Linked DNA regions of Mus musculus: region 2 is linked to region 1. A link is a loop called in an ENCODE intact Hi-C map of the cell type or tissue named here. Cell type or tissue: heart. All regions are shown on one strand. Links, peaks and the distances in the headings refer to the core of each region. The heading gives the core; the rest is flanking DNA. Region 1 overlaps Gm38293 (a long non-coding RNA gene). Region 2 overlaps Stum (mechanosensory transduction mediator).

Evidence for each region. Peaks named below come from ENCODE experiments on the same cell type or tissue, not always from the same donor. Only the 100,000 strongest peaks of a DNase experiment are listed, where the experiment ranks them.
Region 2: it touches region 1 in a loop (9-fold over the local background); 30 of 42 quality-filtered maps call a loop at or near these places.

The regions. Positions count from the first base shown.
Region 1 is chr1:180,758,356-180,767,668 of GRCm38, reverse strand. It overlaps Gm38293 (a long non-coding RNA gene), which reads left to right. Exons shown (of 2, transcript XR_865779.2): 2 at 3,749-5,105. Among named protein-coding and RNA genes, the nearest start is that of Gm38293, 5.6 kb to the left of the region's middle. In heart, for the core only: a CTCF peak has its summit at 3,554 (motif pointing right); DNase peaks (open chromatin) are centred at 3,598 and 5,458; H3K4me3 peaks cover 1,074 bases; H3K27ac peaks cover 423 bases.
Region 2 is chr1:180,429,582-180,438,894 of GRCm38, reverse strand. Stum (mechanosensory transduction mediator) reads left to right here. Exons shown (of 4, transcript NM_001081227.2): 4 at 532-6,522. The coding sequence ends at 566. Among named protein-coding and RNA genes, the nearest start is that of Gm39712, 26 kb to the right of the region's middle. In heart, for the core only: CTCF peaks have their summits at 4,558 (motif pointing left) and 6,901; DNase peaks (open chromatin) are centred at 4,544 and 6,874; H3K4me3 peaks cover 762 bases; H3K27ac peaks cover 936 bases; H3K27me3 peaks cover 4,394 bases.

The DNA of each region.
Region 1 (9,313 bases), core at 1,470-6,469:
TTCAGAGTGCTGGAGGTCTAGGGAACATAGCGCCATGGTAGAGTGCTTGTCTAGCATGCAGGAAGGCCTGTGATCCTCAGGGTGGCAAAAATCGGCAGGGTTACACATCTATAATCACAGCACAGGGCAGGCGGAGACAGGAGGATCAGACGATCTCAGCAACCGAGTAAATTCAGAGCTAATCTGGGCTATGTAACTCTGTCTCCAAACCAAAGCAAAGCAAACCAAACCAAACCAAACCAAAGCAAACCAAACCACTGTTCTGGAGGGTTGAAGGCCAAGATCAAGATGTGGAGTTTGGCATCTGGAGAGGCTCCTCCAGGGAAGACACCTGTGTGTCCTCCAAGCCAGAGGGATTGAGGCCAAGAGGCCCCTTCCTCTGATTTCTAGCTCCTCTCTGAGGATCCTGCCTACTGGGGAGGCTCCTGAGCACTCACCCATTAGGTGACTTGTTGAGCTGCGGATTGGATGTTAGCCTGAATTTTGGAATAGATTCCACTTCTCAAACTGTAGTAGTTCCCCAGAGGAGGCAGCCCCTCTGAGGAGGAAGATGAGGCGGCATGAGGTGAAGTCCAGAGTACACCACCCCCTTAAAGTGAGAGTCATGCCGGGCATGGTGGCGCACGCCTTTAGTCCCAGCACTTGGGAGGCAGAGGCAGGTGGATTTCTGAGTTCGAGGGCAGCCTGGTCTACAGAGTGAGTTCCAGGACAGCCAGGGCTACAGAGAAACCCTGTCTGGAAATACCAAAAAAAAAAAAAAAAGAAGTGAGAGTCACGTCCAGTTAGCTTGTCCCCAGCACAAGTTCAGGAGGAAATGGGCTAGTGGGTGTGTTCTCCCTGCTTGCAGGAGGGAAGAACCCCTTGGGGTGTCTCCTCTGGATCGAACGCTGGAGTTGGTCCTTGGCTGTTGGTGCTTTGGGGAAATGGTGGAGCCTAGCTAGAGGAAGTAGGTTACCAGTTACTGGGGGCAGGCACCTTTGAAAGTTACAGCAAGCCCTGTCCCTTCCTGTCTCTACTTTTCCATCTAGCTAGAGGTAAACAACCTTGCTCTTCCTACACACAGCCCATTGGCCACGATACTCGCCTCTGCCTCTGCCTCTCTGCCTCTCTGCCTCTCTGCCTCTCTGCCTCTCTGCCTCTCTGCCTCTCTGCCTCTCTCTCTGCCTCTCTGCCTTCTGCCCCTCTGCCCCTCTGCCTCTCTGCCCCTCTGCCTCTCTCCCTCTGCCTCTCTGCCTCTTTGCCCCTCTGCCCCTCTGCCCCTCTGCCTCTCTGCCTCTCTGCCCCTCTGCCCCTCTGCCCCTCTGCCCCTCTGCCTCTCTGCCTCTGCCTCTCTGCCTCTCTGCCTCTGCCTCTCTGCCTCTCTGCCTCTGCCTCTCTGCCTCTCTGCCTCTTTCTGCCTCTCTGCCCCTCTGCCCCTCTGCCCCTCTGCCCCTAAGCCCCTAAGCCCCTCTGCCTCTGCCTCACAGGGACCCAAAATTGATGAGATAAAGAACTATGGGTGGAAAACTGAATCAATAATTCCTTTTGTTTTTTTGTTTGACATGAAGTTTCTCTGTGTAGCCTAGGCTGTCCTAGAACTTGCTTTGTGGACCAGGCTGGCCTCTAAGTCAGAGATTCACCCATCTCTGCCTCCAGTGTGCTGGCATTAAAGGCATGAGCCACCACCCATCGTCCAGCTAGTTATTCATTCTTTTCGAGACAGGGTTTCTCTGTGTAGCCCTGGCTGTCCTGGAACTCACTTTGTAGACCAGGCTGGCCTCGAAGTCAGAAATCCGCCTGCCTCTACCTCCCAAGTGCTGGGATTAAAGGTGTGCGCCACCACGCCCGGCTAGTTATCCATTCTTCACATTGTCCCATCGGATATTTTCTCAGAATGACACAAAAATAACCATTCCACTCTGCAGAGCCTGGAACAGCATGGTGGGAGCCAACTGCATTTCCTGAGTCCCCGCCTACCTTAAAGACTCAGCGCAGAACAACTGTCTTCCTCACGAAACTCTCAGTTTCATGTGGAAACTCCTGTTAGCAGTCACACCCTGACTCACAGCTGGTCCTGATGCTGTTCCTGCACAGGCGTGCTGATGTGGCCTTTTATGTGAACCAGGTGTCACCAGTGACATCAGGAAGGCTCACACACCTGGCTTCAGCTCCAGGGGCCTGGGCAGGTTGAAAACTAAGTAGATGCTTAGGGAACTTGAAAGAAAGTGTGGATGGTACCAAGCATGCCCTAATCCCAGCACTTGGGAGGCAGAGGCAGTCAGATCTCCGTGAGTTCAAAGCCAGCCTGGTCTACTACACAGTGAGTTCTAGGATGGCCAGGACTACTGTCTTAGTCAGGGTTCCTATTCCTGCACAAACATCATGACCAAGAAGCAAGTTGGGGAGGAAAGGGTTTATTCGGCTTACACTTCCATACTGCTGTTCATCACCAAGGAAGTCAGGACTGGAACTCAAGCAGGTCAGGAAGCAGGAGCTGATGCAGAGGCCATGGACGGCTGTTGCTTACTGGCTTGCTTCCCCTAGGTTGCTCAGCTTGCTCTCTTATAGAACCCGGGACTACCAGCCCAAGGTTGGCACCACCTACGATAGGCCCTCCCAGCTTGATCAACAACCAAGAAAATGCCTTACAGCTGGATCTCATGGAGGCACTTCCCCAACTGAAGCTCCTTTCTCTGGGATAACTCCAGCCTGTGTCAAGTTGACACAAAACCAGCCAGTACAACTACATAGAGATACCCTGTCTCAAAACCAAACAAACATCATCCAAAACAAACAAACAAACAAACAAACCCCAAAGAACAAAAAGTAAATGAACAAATAAGAGCAGATGTTTGGAGATAGAGAAAGGGGAGACCAGAGCCCACTGGCCTGGAACTCAGGGGTAGCCTGAAAGTCAAAGCAATCCCCCCACTTTGGCTTCCTGAATGCGGGGTTACAGATGTGAACCACCGTGCCCAGCTTACACTGTCCTGCAGTGTGGTTGGTAGAAGCTTCTCTAGTGCAGGGCATTTGTATTGTTTCCTCTGCTTCATCATGAACAACAGACTTTTGGTACCACCCTGTAATCTTACCTCTCAAGAGGAGGAGCATGAATTTGAGACTAGCTTGAGCTGTCTACTGAGACCTTGTCTCAAAGAAGGAGGGAGGTCGAGGAGGAGGAGGAGGAGGAGGAAGAGGAGGAGGAAGAGAAGGAAGGGTGATGACAGTGATGATGATGGTGGTGGTGGAGGTGGTGGTGGAGATGATGGAGATGAAGGAGGGAAGGGGAGGAGGGAGGAGGGGCTCACTGGTAGACCTGGCCAATGGACCAGCAAGTTGACTCAATGGTAAAGCCACTTGTTGCCAAATCTGTGGGATCCCCAGAGCCCACATGATGGAAGAGAGCATCATCTCCTGCAAGTTGTCCTTGTCACCCACTCAGACAGTGGTGAGAATCCTTACCACACAGAAAGAAACATAATGAAGATTTTAGAAAAGGAAACAAACAGGAGGTCCAAAAGGAAAATGTGGGACCAAAAGCAGAAGTCAGTCCTTGCAGGCCTGAATGTGTCCACTAGATGGCATCAAAGCTCACAAGATCGCCTTCCTCTTCCAAGGCAGAGCCGCAAGGCTCCTGGAAGACCTACCAGTGTGCTCTCTGAAGCCCGGCTGAGCCGCAGGACGGCTGGCTGCCGATGGTTACACAGTGTGGGTTGTGACATAGTCCGCAACACCCAGGAGAGCTACAACTTCTCTCTAATTTGCACAGGTTCAGAAAGTGCTCCCACGGAGGAAGGGTAGGAAGCTGCAAATCTGGAGGGGCGAGGAGGCGGTGAGGAATGTGCAGCCGACCCCTGCAGAGGAGCCAGCTGCTGCCGGAAAAAGTTGGACCATCTGGAAGACCCTCCGTGTGGGCATAAAGGCTCAAGAATGACGACAGCACAGACCCCCTCGCTGAAATAGAATGTGCTGTCTGGAAAACTGAAAAGACAGGGGACAGGGTACCGGTACGGGTACTGGACGCGAAGTGGGGTTGAAATTCTTAAAGTCCCCACCCACACAAGGGTCTTTGTCCTCATGTATCTAGGAAAGTTCCCTCTGGTCACTACTGCAAAGCCAGCCCTGCTGTTCAGCCCCCACCCCCTGCGGGGCCCGCATCTGCCCCTCTCTCTGGAACATCAAAAGGTTTCTCAGGCTCCAAGTACCACAGACCTGATTTCTGAGCCGCGCCTGTCCGGTCGGTTTGCAGAGCACCCACCAGCTGCGGTCTCGGTACATCAGGCACGGCGTGTGCTCCCATCACTCAAAGGACTAAGAAGGAGGGAAAGAGGACAACAGTGGATGCTGACCACACAGAAACAAATGACAGAGTGTATCTCCCAAAGACAGCAGCACCCGCTCTTGAACCTCATCCACTTCTTACAACATGGGGTGGACAGTCCTCTTCAGACCCTGGAGTCTGTTTCCTTCCCTTGGATCTGGGAGCTCTTGTGTTCCCAGTGTTTTGTGTTCCTGGTGGCGGGGACCCACGCCTGAAGTCCATCTACCTGGGAACTCCTACTCGGCTACGCGGCTAGCCTGGGAGACCCAAGGTCTGGGCTGGGTGAGGGGCCTTAGATCAGACAGCAGAACATGGGACCAAGCCAACACAGTGACTCCTCGGTAGCTTTAAGCCATCGGAGCAAACAAAGAACAGAGGGGAGATGGCTCAGGCCACACCGCCGACTCACACAAGCAAACTGTGTTAAGCCACTACTTCTTTATTTCCCCGGCGGCAGCTGTTTCACAACTTGTACTAGTTAGGTTTTGTTAATGTGACAAACTAGAGTCATCTAGAAAGAGGGAACCTCAACGGAGGAGTGGCTTCTGACAGACTGACCTGTGGGCATGTCTGAGGGACATTTTTCTTGATTAATGATTGGTGCGGAAGGACTTAGCCCACAGAGGGTGTGTCACCCCTGGGCAGGTGGTCCTGAGTTGTATAAGAAAGCAGGCTGAGCAAGCCATGGAGAGCAAGTCGGTAGGCCCCGGCGCCTCTGCTGTTCCTGCTTCCGGTTCCTGCCTCGCTTCCCTTGAGCGTGGACTATGAGGTGGACGTGCAAGCCAAATAAACCCTTTTCTAAGTAGCTTTTGGTTATAGTGTTTATCATAGCAACAAAAAGCAAACTAGACCAGAACCTATTAAAACCCAAAGTTCCTGGTGGCAAGCTATCTGTTTGCATGGCACTAGAAGGTTTCCGGGACCCGGGCTTTCGAGTGGGAGTGGTGGCCCACGCCTGTAATCATAGCTCTCTCTGGAGGGCGAGGCAGAGCTATAGAGCAAGGCCGTTCCCCCTCCCCCACCCAAGTATGCTCGGTGACTACAGTGACAGCACCAGACCGACTGGACCAGCTGGTCTCAACAGGGTTCTCCCGTCCAAGGGTGGGTGCATCAGAAACACCTGGGGGTTTGCAAAAACACAGGTGTTGACAGCTAGGTGTCCTACTCCCCACCCCCCACGCACCCGAGTTTCTGGTTAGATCAAGGGTGGTGTCTGATACTTTGCATTCCTAACAAGCTTGCCTCTGTTGGCTGGGGCTCGAACTTCCAGAAGGACTGGTCTTAGTGAGATGCTGGGCCTGGTATCTTCAAGTTCCAAATTATCGTTGAGCTCAGCATCTCCTCCAGGGCCCAGCCCGGTGGGGTAGCTGAGAACAGAGGGTAGCAATGTCCTTTCTTTGTCAACCAGGAAAGATCTCAGGCCTTCCAGAAAGGCTAGCTGTGCCTTATGGCAACAAGGTTCAGCCCAGAAGGGCCAGCTCTGCCCAGTGAGAGCTGTGGTCTCATCTGGTGAAAGCTAAGAGCAAGCTGAAGACAGCTCTGTACTGCCAGGGCCATGTCCTGAAGAGAGCAGCCATGAACGCCCCAGGACCAGCTTCCAGGAAAGGAAACCAGTGGCCGGAGTTCTAGGTTCAGAAACCACTCTCTTTTGAGTTGTGGGTATGGAACCAAGGGTCAGGTGCATGTTGGGCACATGCACCACACTGAGCAACACTACCAGTCTTGGGATTCCTTTTTGTCTTTGGTTTTGTTGAAACAGGGTCTCATGTAGCTCAGGCTGGCCTTGAACTTCTGATCTTTCTTCCCCTATCTCCCTAGCCCTGGGGTTACAGGTTACACTGAGCCTGGCCCTAGCCTCATCTTTTAACTGGGCAGGTAGCAGGCTAATGGCACTTTCTATTTTTCTTTAAAAACCAACGTTTTTTGCTTTTAGACGTCATTCAGTGGTAGAACACTTGCCTAACAGATGTGAGGCCCTGGCTCAATGCCCTTCCTCCCCCACCCCACCCTCTGCCATGTTCTCAAACCAATCCCCCTTTCTCTCTCCCTCCCTCCCTCTCTTTCTCTCTCCAAGGTCTTTTTTTTTTTAAAGATTTTATTTATTTATTTATTTAATATATATGACAAGTACACTGTAGCTGTCTTCAGACACACCAGTAGAGGGCATTAGATCCCATTACAGATGGTTGTGAGCCACCATGTGGTTGCTGGGAACTGAACTCAGGACCTTTGGAAGAACAGGCAGTTCTCTTAACCCTCTCCAGCCCTCTCCAAGGTCTTACACAGCTGAGACCTGGCCTTGAACTTCTGCTCCTCTTGCAAGAGGATTGAACTAGCAAGTTCCAGGACAACCAGAGCTACACAAGCCCTTCTCAAAAACAAGAACAAAAGAAGAAAAAACAAAACTGCTGGGCATGCCTTTAGTCCTAGCACTTGGGAGGCAGAAGCAGGCAGATTTCTGAGTTCCAGGCCAGCCTGGTCAATAGAGTAAGTTCCAGGACAGCCAGGAGCCAGGGTTACACAGAGAAACCCTGTCTCAAAAAAAAAAAAAAAAAAAAAGAAAAAGAAAAAGAAAAAGAAAAAAGAAAACTATAGGCTAATTTGTTTGATAAACATAGAAAAATTCTTAACAAAATACCTGCTAACTGAATTTAGGAGCACATTAAGAGGATTATACATTATGGCAGAGAGGATTTCATCTCAGAATGGCAAGGTTGATTTAATCTATGCAAATCATTAAGTGTAACATACCATATAAGTACACTTAAGGACAGAAACCACATAATCATATCAATTGATGTTGAAAAGGCATTTAACAAAGTTCAACATGATGGAAGTTCTGAAGTCTTTTTTTTAAGGTTTATTTTATTATATATATATATATATATATATATATATATATATATATATAATATATATATATATATTATATTTTATTTTGTGTGTGTGTGTGTGTGTGTGTGTGTGTGTGTGTGTACACATTGTTTTCAGGTACACAGAAGAGAAAATTAAATCCCATTACAGACATTTGTGAGCCACCACGTGGTTCTGGACCTCTGGAAGAGTAGCCAGTGCTCTTAACTGCTGAGCCATCTCTCCAGCCCCCAGAGTTTTGGAGCCTTTAGGGACAGGACATATCTCAAGACAATAAAGGCTATATCAACAACCTACAGCCAACATCAAGTGGAGACAAACAGAGCATTTCCTTTAGAGCCAGGAACGAGACAAAGATGTCTACTCTCCCTCTCTTATTTTATACAGCGCTTGAATCTTTTTCTCTAAATATTTATTTTTATTTCATGTATTCATGTGGTTTGCCTGCATGTAAGTGCACCATGTGCATGCCTGGTGCCCAAAGAGGGTGCTGGATGCCCTGGAATGAGATTACAGAGGTTATAAACCATCACGTGGGTACCTGAGCCAGTCAGGTCCTCAGCAAGAGCAACTCCATTGCACTGAGCCATCTCCTCAGAGCCACAACCCCTCCCCCTTGGCTTTTTTGAGACAGGATTTCCCTATGTATCGCAAGATGTACTGGAATTCTCTATTTAGACCAGGCTGCCTTGAACTCATAGAGTTTTGCCTGCTTCTTTCCCCCGGCAACCACTCCTGGTTAGTGCTTGAATCTAGATATACCAAGTTGATAAAGACAAGACAAAAGGATAAAAGAAGGAAGGGAAGAAGTCATACCATCCTTATTTACAGACTACATGGTTCTTCACTTATTTAAAGATTCTGTTCCGGGGCCTGGCAAACACTAAGTGGATGATCACAGTCAGCTACTGGATGGATCACAGGGCTCCCAATGGAGGAGCTAGAGAAAGTATCCAAGGAGCTAAAGAGATCTGCAACCCTGTAGGTGCAACAACATTATGAACTAACCATTAACCCGGAGCTCTTGACTCTAGCTACATATGTATCAAAAGATGGCCTAGTCGGCCATCACTGGAAAGAGAGGCCCATTGGACAGGCAAACTTTATATGCCCCAGTACAGGGGAACACCAGGGCCAAAAAGTGGGAATGGGTGGGTAGGGGAGTGGGGGAGAGGGTATGGGGGACTTTTGGGATAGCATTGGAAATGTAATTGAGGAAAATACGTAATAAAAAAAAGAAATAAAAGAAAGAAATTGTAAGAGGAAAAAAAAAAGATTCTGTTGAGTCAACTAGAAAACTCTTGGATCTAATAAAGACCTACAGAACATTGGCCTTAGCTGGCCTGAAACGATGTAAATCAGGCTGGCCTTGGACTCTCCCCTCTGCTTCCTGGGAGCTGGGATTAAAGTCATCATCACGCCCAGCAAGAATTGCAGAAATCCAACACCAAGGAAATAAAACTGCCAACCAACAAATGGGCAAATGAACTCGATAGTTTTTCAAAAAACACAAATGCCCAAGAACAATCTCCAAGTGTTCAATGACTCGAGCCGTCAGGGAGATGCAAAGTAAAACCATGAGAGACGTCCATACACTAGCCGCAGAGATTTTGCATGTCCACGTTTGTTGTGGCTTTATTCACTGCAGAACCGGAATCAACCAAGTTGTCCACGGACAGATGAATGAATAGTGAAAACGTGGCACATACATTCTCTCCAGGAAGTTGAGAACTTCAGACTGACATTCACAGACAGACTTGCCCCCCCTCTCCAGTTCTCCTTGGTCCACAGCAAGCATGCCCCTTACTCAACAGCAGGTACTCTCTGAGTCAAGAAGCCTTGCTTCATGGGGAAGTCTTGTCTGTCATTTCCATTACTGATTTGGACCACACAGCCCTTGCACTCTTTACCAGAGCATCAGCAGCTACTTCTGTGGCCATTTGCTTCTCAGAGAAAATGCAAAGTTCCCATAGTTCCCATTCATGCCTTTAATTCCAGCACTCGCAAGGCAGAGGCAGGCGGATTTCTGAATTCCAGGCCAGCCTGGTCCACAGAGTGAGTTCCAGGACAGCCAGGGCTACACAGAGAAACCCTGTCTTGAAAAAAAAAAAAGTTTGTGTTTACTGTCCAGCTCAATGG
Region 2 (9,313 bases), core at 2,529-7,528, 330 kb after region 1:
CCATACTACATAGAGAGAGAGACTCAGCTGGGGCTCCTGGTGTTCCCCCTCAGACCAAAGACACTGGATGGAATTGTCCCAGATCAGTATACTCCATTATCTTAGCTCTGTAATCTCACCTAATCAGATTAGCACTGTCTATGCTGACATCAGTGCTCCAACGTTCCCCGGGAGGAATAGGGGTACAGCCGGAGCCAGAGCACTAGTGGATCTGTGTGAGGGCCTGGGTCTCATCTCTGATCCTGAAAAGCAAATATCTCATGATTAGCAACGATGCACTGAAGACTCTGTGGGCTCCAGTCTCATCCTGTCCCAGTTATCCTGCTGGCTGGACCTATGGCAGACAGTTGTTCCCCTCCTGGGCGGCCAATAGCCTTGCCTGTGAACAGTAGATCTTTGCTGCTTCCTGTACCAATAAGGTCCTCATAGAATAGGCAAGGTCTCATGAGTATATTCTGGTCTGGGGCCGTGTTGGACAAATCCTAAATGGAATGTCTCCCTAACCACCTCTCCTCTCCTTCTTCCTTACAGGGTACAAGGATCAGGGTATCCCACAACAGCTGTGAGCCTACAGGACCTGCGGGGGAAGTCCAGGGTCCTGTGAGGGCCACGCCAGGTGGCTCTAGGCACAAGGACCTTCATATATTCTCTTCTGCCATTTCTCAGATTGGGGTAGAAAGGGAGTACTTACAAAATACTATTTATTTTGGGAAGCACACCTGCTTTTCTTAGCAGGCTCCAAGGCTAACTTCTCTCCCTGCTCCAGAGCGCACAGGAGGAACAGGCCCAGAACATCAGACTGGGCTAGAGGCAGGATAGTGCCAGTGCCAGGGATACTGGGCATGCTTATCCAACTACACACTGAATAGGCACCAAGACCTGTCAGGCTGGGCTGCTGTAGGTCACATGCAGGTGATCAGTCACTCTCCTAGGCGTCAGGACTTCACGGAACACTTCCTCTGGGTCCTCACGCCCTGCTTGACCACATGGTTCCCTGTATTTGCTCGGTGGTCTCCCAGGGGCAGTGTCAGGGTGGGGTTGCCAGTGTGGAAAGGCCAGGTGATAGCCTAGTGTGTAAAAAATTCTTAGGTTCCCCCAGGAGTCTGATAACACCCCAGTGTTCGAGTTGTTGGGTGTGACTTTGTGATTTGACTGGGGGTAGTGGGGAGGTGGCACCCACTCTACTTCTGGAATGCTACTGTTAGTATCTGAATGTTTATATGCAAAATGACCAGACCAAGCTATGAATGGCTGCAGACCAGCAGCCCTCTTGGATATATTTACTATGGTCTCTCGTCCCCTCTCCTTTTTTTCCCCCTGACATGCATGTGTTTCTGAATCCAGATGGTTTGTTTTGAGGAAGATGATGGAATCCGTTTGTTACTGTTTCTTGACATCCCAGTGGAGTCTGGGCTTCCCACCCATTGCCAAACACGTGGATATCACTCGAGAATCCTGTGAATAGTCAGATGCACTGGGACTCATGAAATGTAAATAGCCTTGCCCAAGCAAGTCCTGGGGGACGTTGGAGACTGGACTGCATTTGAACCGTGAGACCTGCAGAGTGACATCATCAGGTTGGGGACTTTGACCTGAAGTTCATGTGTGCTGCAAGAAGACGCATCGTGAGGCTGAAGTTGTTGGCGGGGCATGTGCCCCTTTAAGCAGCAAACCTGGGACTGATCAGTACAGAGCCAGATCCTTACTAGGCAGAGCAAACATCAGGAAGTGGGAAGGTACCGATATGAAATTAAGAGAAAGGCCGACTCAAACTGATGGCGTCCGGGTGGCTACTTACATCTCTCTCCATCTTATTCTAACATAGGAAGAACTAACATGTGGGACAGACCCAGGGCTCAGTTCCCGGTCATGCTGGCCTTGAGCCATCAGTGGGTCCCTCATCATCTGCCTGAAACTCTGTCACAGTGTGGCCAGGGCTAAAGAAAGGAGCCGTCCACTTTCTGCCTTGGTGGATGGAGGCTCTTGAAAAGCAGCTCCTGTTTCTCTGGGGTTCCAAGACCCCACCCCACCCCACCCCACCCCACCCCACCCCACCAGCCTTCTTAATTGCAATCTTTAGAAGTCCGACATCATGAAGAGATGGAGTCCCATGATGTACTCATTTCTGGCCCTGACTCTGGGCTGGCTCGCCTGCCCTACCCTGTGTCTATCCATCAGTTTCTTCCAAGGCTGTGTGGGAACGAGTTGTACCTTTGGAACACCTGCCAAGGGGTCTAGTTCTTCCTGTGTTTCTTTCTGTTGCTCTGTTTGTTCTCAGCCCCTGTCTTGGGGTACGGGGCCAGGCTTGGTTCTCTCCACAGCAGATCACTGCTCCCAAGGAGGCTACCTCTGGTAGCAAAGCTGTACCAGAAAGGGGACTGATGGGTCAGTGTGCCCTCCCACGATGTCCGCCCACAGCCCTTCATCCCACAGAGCTAGTGATGACAGGCCTGGCAAGAGCGGCCCCCACAGCGAGGGAGAAGTCTATTTCCCTGGCTTCTGCTGGGGGTGGCTACCGGGGGAGTTGGAAGGAGATGGTAATTTGTATTGCTTGTTTAGTGACATGAACCAGACTCGAGTGGGACTTTCCTGAGTGACAAGTGTCACCATGAGTTCTAGTGTGGGATGGCTTAATACAGGGGCTTGTGAGCTTGGGAAGCTGTTTCCTCCCTAGCACCCCCTCATTCCAGGTGGATGGTGTGGGTAGACTTTAGGAGCCCCCAGAACAGTGAGTCTGAGGGGTGCTACTAGCTCCAAGCATCAGCCCCCTGGGCCAGGCCTGATTAGCATAACCATTCTCAGCCGATAGACAGTGGCTAATTCACTCCTCACAGTCCAAGCAGGCCATTGGTTCTAGGTGACCAGAGTTCATTTACTGAACACCAGCTATCTAGAAAGCAGGGCTTTGGACCCAGAAAGCGCTTAGTGGCACCAGGGCTCCTTAGTGACAAAGCTGCCTGGGTGGCATAGCTCAGGGCTGCTGTCCCAACCTTGGGAAATAACTCAGAAGACCATGCCCTGGCTATGAGTGCCAGGGGCAGACATCACAGGCACACAGAGAAAATCCACAGAGACTGTGGCACTGCCAGGATCTAATGTGGCATTGTTATCAGAGTGGCCATTCCTTCTACCAAACCAGGACCCTGGAGCAAGAGAGAGGACCAGGTAGCCTACTGTCGTAGCTCCATTTCTGTTGCTGTGGTAAAATACCCTGACCAAAAAGCAACATGCACCAGGAAAGAGGAAAGTTGGTTTGTTTGGTTTATAATCTAGCCTATGTACAGTCCATCGTAGGGAGGAGTCATGATGGCAGGAACTAGAAGTGCCTAAGTCACTACATCCACAGTCAACAGCAGAGAAACAAATGCATCCATGCTGTCCATGCTCCCCCACCCCCAACCAGTTTCATGTACTCTTAAAAAGTCCAAGATCCAGCCCACGAAATTCAGGGTGGATCGTCTCACTTCCATTAAACAAATAAGATAATCCTCCACAGGCCAATCTAATCTAAAATAATTCCTCTTTAAGACTTCCCTGGTGATTCTAGGTTTTGTTACGTTAAAACTATTCAACACTGTGTAGTGTATTTTAGGGACCATTGAGGACCCCAGACTGCGGCCAGGAAGCCACTATGAGATGACCCACCCCCCACCCTCAGACTGCCAAATCTTGCCTGGGTCAAGTCTCTGGCTGCCCTGGAGAGAAGCAAAGGAAGTGATGAGGGCACGGTCTACTCCCTGCCTCCGTGGCCCTGACCTGTGTCTAGCCCCAGCGACCCGCCCCCAAAGGGGGCGTGGCCCAGGTGCCGCTCAGCTCAGTTCATCTGCTGTTCTGTGAGCAACCTGTGGGGAGTTTTTGTTAAGCTTTCACAAGGAGACCAGAGGCTTCTCCCTGAGACACATACCTCTCAGAAGTCACAGGGAGGGATGATGAACGTCCTCCGAAGGATGAGAGCAGTATTTCTCCATGGCCCTCCTGAATCCTTGAGCTCACCCGCCCCCCTGGCTTCTGCAGGTCCCGAATGGAAGATGGAAGCAGATGGCAGCTCAAGACAGAGTCGGTGCCCGGAGCTGCCTGGCTCATGGGATCTAGGTCCTACACTCCCTCACAGGACCGAGGCTGCAAATCGTGGGGTGTAGGATGCTGGGGGCTGAGGAGCAGCGGGGAGAACTCAGCTATAGGAGACATAGGAAGCCAATTAGCTACATGGTTAGCACGTCCCCTAGACGGAAAAGGATTAAGATGTGCAAAAGAAAAGCCATCCACACATCGGGTCTAAGGCCAGCATAGAGTGGGCTGAAACCCCAAGACCAGAAAAATCCCCCCAAAGGCCCAAGGGTCCTGAAGCAAGAAAGAGATTGAATGAGTGTTCCTTTGACCTTAAGATTAAAAATGCAAGGCCTTAGTGATGGTAAATGACCTGCATGAAGAAAGCTGGGACTGTCTGTTCTGTGGTTGGAGAGGGCTTGGACTTAGAGAACCAGCTGGCCACTGCATCTCCTACTCCCAGGCAGAAGCGCGTCGGATTGCAGAGCAAGGTTTCCCTCTAGTGGAAGCAGGGAGCCAGGATACCATCTGCCAGCCCTGGGATGAGGTTCACTCCCTGTGCTGTGAGGGAGGCTCTGCAGTTAGCAAGCGTTCTTTCAGTGCTAAAGTGCTCAGGTCCTGAGCTCAGATCAAAGATGCCCTGTAGGTCACATCCCTACAGTATCCAGCCTCCACCAGTGACAGCAAGCTCGGGAAGACCTTTTCTTCACCTACCAGGAGCTCTGTCTCCTGCTAGAGAGTTCTGTGCCCAGGTAGTAGAGGATGTGGAGGTCATCTTGGACAGTGGTATTGTGAAGAGGTCATCTAAGTGGTGAGCAAGGGACTTAGAGTCTTCTTCATCTTTCTTCCTGTTAGTTTCTGAGAGCTGAATGCTCACAGAGGCAGTGTATACTTCCACTCAGAGTATGACCCAGCCTCAATCCCACGATGCACCAGGACACAATGAATCCCAACCAGAGTGGTCCTGTGCATCCCATCAGAGTGACTACAGTCTTGTTACAGCAATGCCCTTCCATTTAACTATCTACAGTATAGAAATCAGGCCAGTCCGTCATTTCCCCCAACCTTGCCAAAGCCAAGAGTCTAGAGAGTCCAAGCCCAGTCAAGCACAGCCCCACTGGGAGAGCCCAGACTCTTCCTGGCAAAAACAAACACTAGTTCGGTATGCCACAACCCCCCAAGGGAGACTAAAGAAATGACTCCACTAAAGTTAAGTCTGGGACCCAGTGAGTCTATGGAGCATTGGTGACTCTTGGTAAGCTATGTCACTGAGAAGCCCCCACCCCAGTGTGGGGACAACTCAAAGCCACAAAACTGCTGTCCTCACCCTGGCCAGTCACCCCTCCTCAACTCCGTCCACTGTGCACACCGGTTGCCCTCTCCTGGGGTCTGTGGGATCAGAATTCCCACTGCATCCCCCTATCCAGAGCTACTGCAGCCCCCCGGCTCCGGATTGGTCTGCTGGTGTGGGGGAGGGGCAGAGACCTCTTCCTGACGCTTTTCTGCGACTCTGGCAGGATTTTTATTTCTGAACGAGTACACTGCCTGCCCCAGCCCAGGAGCCAGCAAGGAGTAGAGGAGGGGGCAAGTTTTAAGCAGAGACAAATGACGTTGGGGCTTGTGAGAATCCCGCGATTTCCTGTGGAGTAGTCGCGGGCTCTTCCCGGGCTGGCTCCCTTGCACCCGGGAGCTCTTTTGTTTTGGAAGATGCTGGCAGCATCACTGTATTAAGAGCAGGCCGCGTTGTGTTGTGGATTACTGTTTTGGTGTTGCCGTTGGCTTTTGTCTGTTAAATTAACTGCTGTACATTTTCTTGTTCTCTGACGACATCGGGGGCTTACTTTTCTCACTCCTTCTCACAGGGACCCCATATGCCCAAGTCCAAGCACAGGTGGGGGGTGGAGGGCGGGTGGGGGGTGGAGGGCGGGCGGGTGGGGGCCCGGGGGTACGGAGGCATTGCCAGCCCATTCTAAAGATTACAAGTGTTCTTGGAGACTGCTCGGACTATCTCAGCCCTTGGAAAGATTCTAGACTTTCCTGGCTTAAACTGAAGCATGGGGCCCAGGTTTGACTTTTGCTTAATTTTCTCAGTGTCCCCAGGCTTGAGTCCCCACCCTTGTTTTGGGGTCCACAGAGCCCCGCAGGGGTAGTGCAGGGCTCCCGCTTCTCCTCCAGCCTTCTGCCAGCTTTGAAGACCTTCCTTCCAGCAATGCTACTGTACACGTGGTGAGGAACGCCACCCGCAACAAAGCTCGTGTACATATCTCCGTGTACATACGGAGTGTACATACATACATACATAATACAGTGTACATACATATAGTGCCCCGTGTTATAAAGATAACAGAGCATGGCATTTCTTTGGCATTCCAATTTTTTTTAACCCTTGGAAATATGGTTTTGGCAATCTTTTATTCTTCTTTTTCCTCTTTTCTATTTAATAAACATCCATGTGACCTTCCTGGTAGCTTCTTGAATTCCTGTGTCTTCCATTTCTGTAATCAGATCTCCAGCTGCCCTGAATGCTTTCGTCTCTCTCTCTCTCTCTCTCTCTCTCTCTCTCTCTCTCCCTACAACCTCACCTGCTGGTCTTTCCATTTGGATGGCCATCTTCCCCTTTCCTTGGGGACCAATCCAACATTTTCTCCGCTCACTGGGTCCCCTGTAGCCAAGGATGTAGACTCTGAACGAAGCACCAGGCCCCGAGGGTGCACAGTGCCCGTTTCCTTCCTGGGAGGTTGGACTGGCTGGCAAAGGAAATGTGTGTGAGATAGATGTTGAAATGATGCTAACCACAAATGAGCACGGGGTATGAGTAGTCAGAACTTAGAGCTGACGGTTGCCACCACGAGGGGATCTTCTGAAATGCAGCGGGGGTGGCAAGGTGCAGTCTACAGCCCAGCCAACATCTTTATTAGCTGATGCGCGGAGACCTGGGGAACCTAACAAATTTACCGATGAAGGGAAAGAAATAGATTACAGATAAACACAGGAGAACGCACAAAACTGTTGTAAAATTTGATAAAATAGACTTCGAACAAAACAACAATCCATCGGGGGAACATTATGATTCTAAATGTATGTGCCCTGAATACAGGTACACACAATCTCATAAAACGCATGCTATTTAGATGGAAAGTCACAGATTAACCTTAGCATGATAGTACTGGGTGACTTCAGTACCACACTCTTACCAATAGGTCATCCCCTCACCACAAAATATACAGAAACATTCAAATTAAATGACATTGTACACCACATGGTCTTAACAGACATCTATAGAGCACTTCATTCAAATGCTGTATAGTACTTACTCGTCTCAGCAGCCCATGGGACATCCTCTCGTACAAGGATACAACATTAAAATAATTTCCATATCCTGGATGAGTACAAGACTGTAAGGCTACAAATCAACAGCCAGAGAAACGCCAGAACACATACCAATTCGTGACGAATCTAGAAAGTTCTGGATAGGCAGAAAAAAAAATCTAACAAGATGGAACCCTTGTGGGTTATGGAAAGATCAGTGCCTGGGGGATAATTAGCCTCTGGGCTTCCCTGTACCCATGGAATATTCTAGAGCAGTGGCTCTCATATGGTGCCTCATGTTAGGGTGACTCTCAACCATAAAATTAATTTCATTGCTGGTTACTTCATAACTGTAATTTTGCTACTGTTATAAATAGTAATATAGGGCTGGTGAGATGGCTCAGCAGGTAAGAGCACCTGACTGCTCTTCCAAAGGTCCTGAGTTCAAATCCCAGCAACCACATGGTGGCTCACAACCATCCGTAATGAGATCTGACTCCCTCTTCTGGTGTGTCTACAGTGTACTTACATATAATAAATAAATACATCTTATAAAAAAAGGTTTTAAAAAAATAAATAGTAATATAAATATCTGATTTTTTTCTGGTGGTTTTAGGTGACCCCTGTGAAAGGGTCACTTGGCCCCCCCAAAGGGGTTGAGACCCACAGGTTGAAAATCACTCTCCTAGGGCATCTCAGGGTTCATGAGCATCAGGTGGGTAGAAAGAATACATCATCTCCTGTCATTGGTTCAGGAGCAGCTGGCTGAAAGACAGAGAGAGATGTGCCTGCAATTTTATCACCAGTGCTGGGGTGATCAGGGACCAGCACTTAGCTCCTCATATGCCAAGGGAAACGTCCAGCCTCTTCCTGTCTATCAGAACAACCCACAGCTCGTGTTAGCTTTCCCATAGCTGGGGGACTAGACCGTCTAATATAACTCAAAGGAAGAAGGATTTGTTTTTCAAATCGTTTCAGGGATTCTAATCTATGTTGGGGACCAGTGGTGAGAGTATTGTAAAGCAGAGAATTTCACATCATAGCAAGAAGGAAGAAGAACAGAGCAGCAATCAGGAGGGGCTGGGGCAAGACTACACCCCTAAGAGCACACACCCAGCGTGGAGGACAGAAGGGAGGACGGAGGACTCCACCTATCATCTATATACGTGCCTGGGGCCAGGTGTGCCCTCTCCTGTGCCTAGCCTTACACGCCCACAGCTTGGCCTTCCCTGTTATATAGAGAGGGAAATGAGAATGTGAGAACGGCCACACTGTGTGTTCTTCACAGTGCTGCTGAGCCAGCCAAGGTGATGGTGAGCCTGCTAGAACCTCAGCTGGGGCCACAGCCCAGCAAGCACTAGAGCTGAGCTGTCTCCAGCTATGGTGGTGTGACCCAGACCTGTAGACCTGGCTCATGGTGGTCATCTGTTCCCTAATGTGAAGCCAATGCAGGCGCTTGAAGTTACGGAATAAGAAACTGCCTGGGCGTGGCTGGAGAGATAGCTGGCTCTTGCAGTGATTATGCACGGCTGTGATCTAAGCTTACAGTACTCTTCCCCCCCCCCCCCAGAGTCATGCACGTGTTTACTTATGTTGTAGTAATAAGTGCTGAAAACAGGAAATAGGTTGGAAGTAACCTTATAAAACAGACATTTGCCATACATGGTAAAAGCAACATACAAATATTGTTTTCTGGGCCAACTGGGTCAGTTGGGGTTAGCTGGTGTCAGTTGGGTCTAAGCGCTGGAACCTGAGGTAACAGACATCCAAGCCTCTGCCTTGAGCCCTTAGGGAATGAGTAGAGAGGGCAGCAGCTGGGCCTTCGGTATTCTTTAAGATCCAAGCCTTTCAGCCAGTATCCAATCAGCCATTCCCACTGTGCTCTCCACAGATCAGGAGCTAAGATGCAGGTCGATTTATAGAGAGGGGTGGGTGTCTCAAACACACACTAGCTACT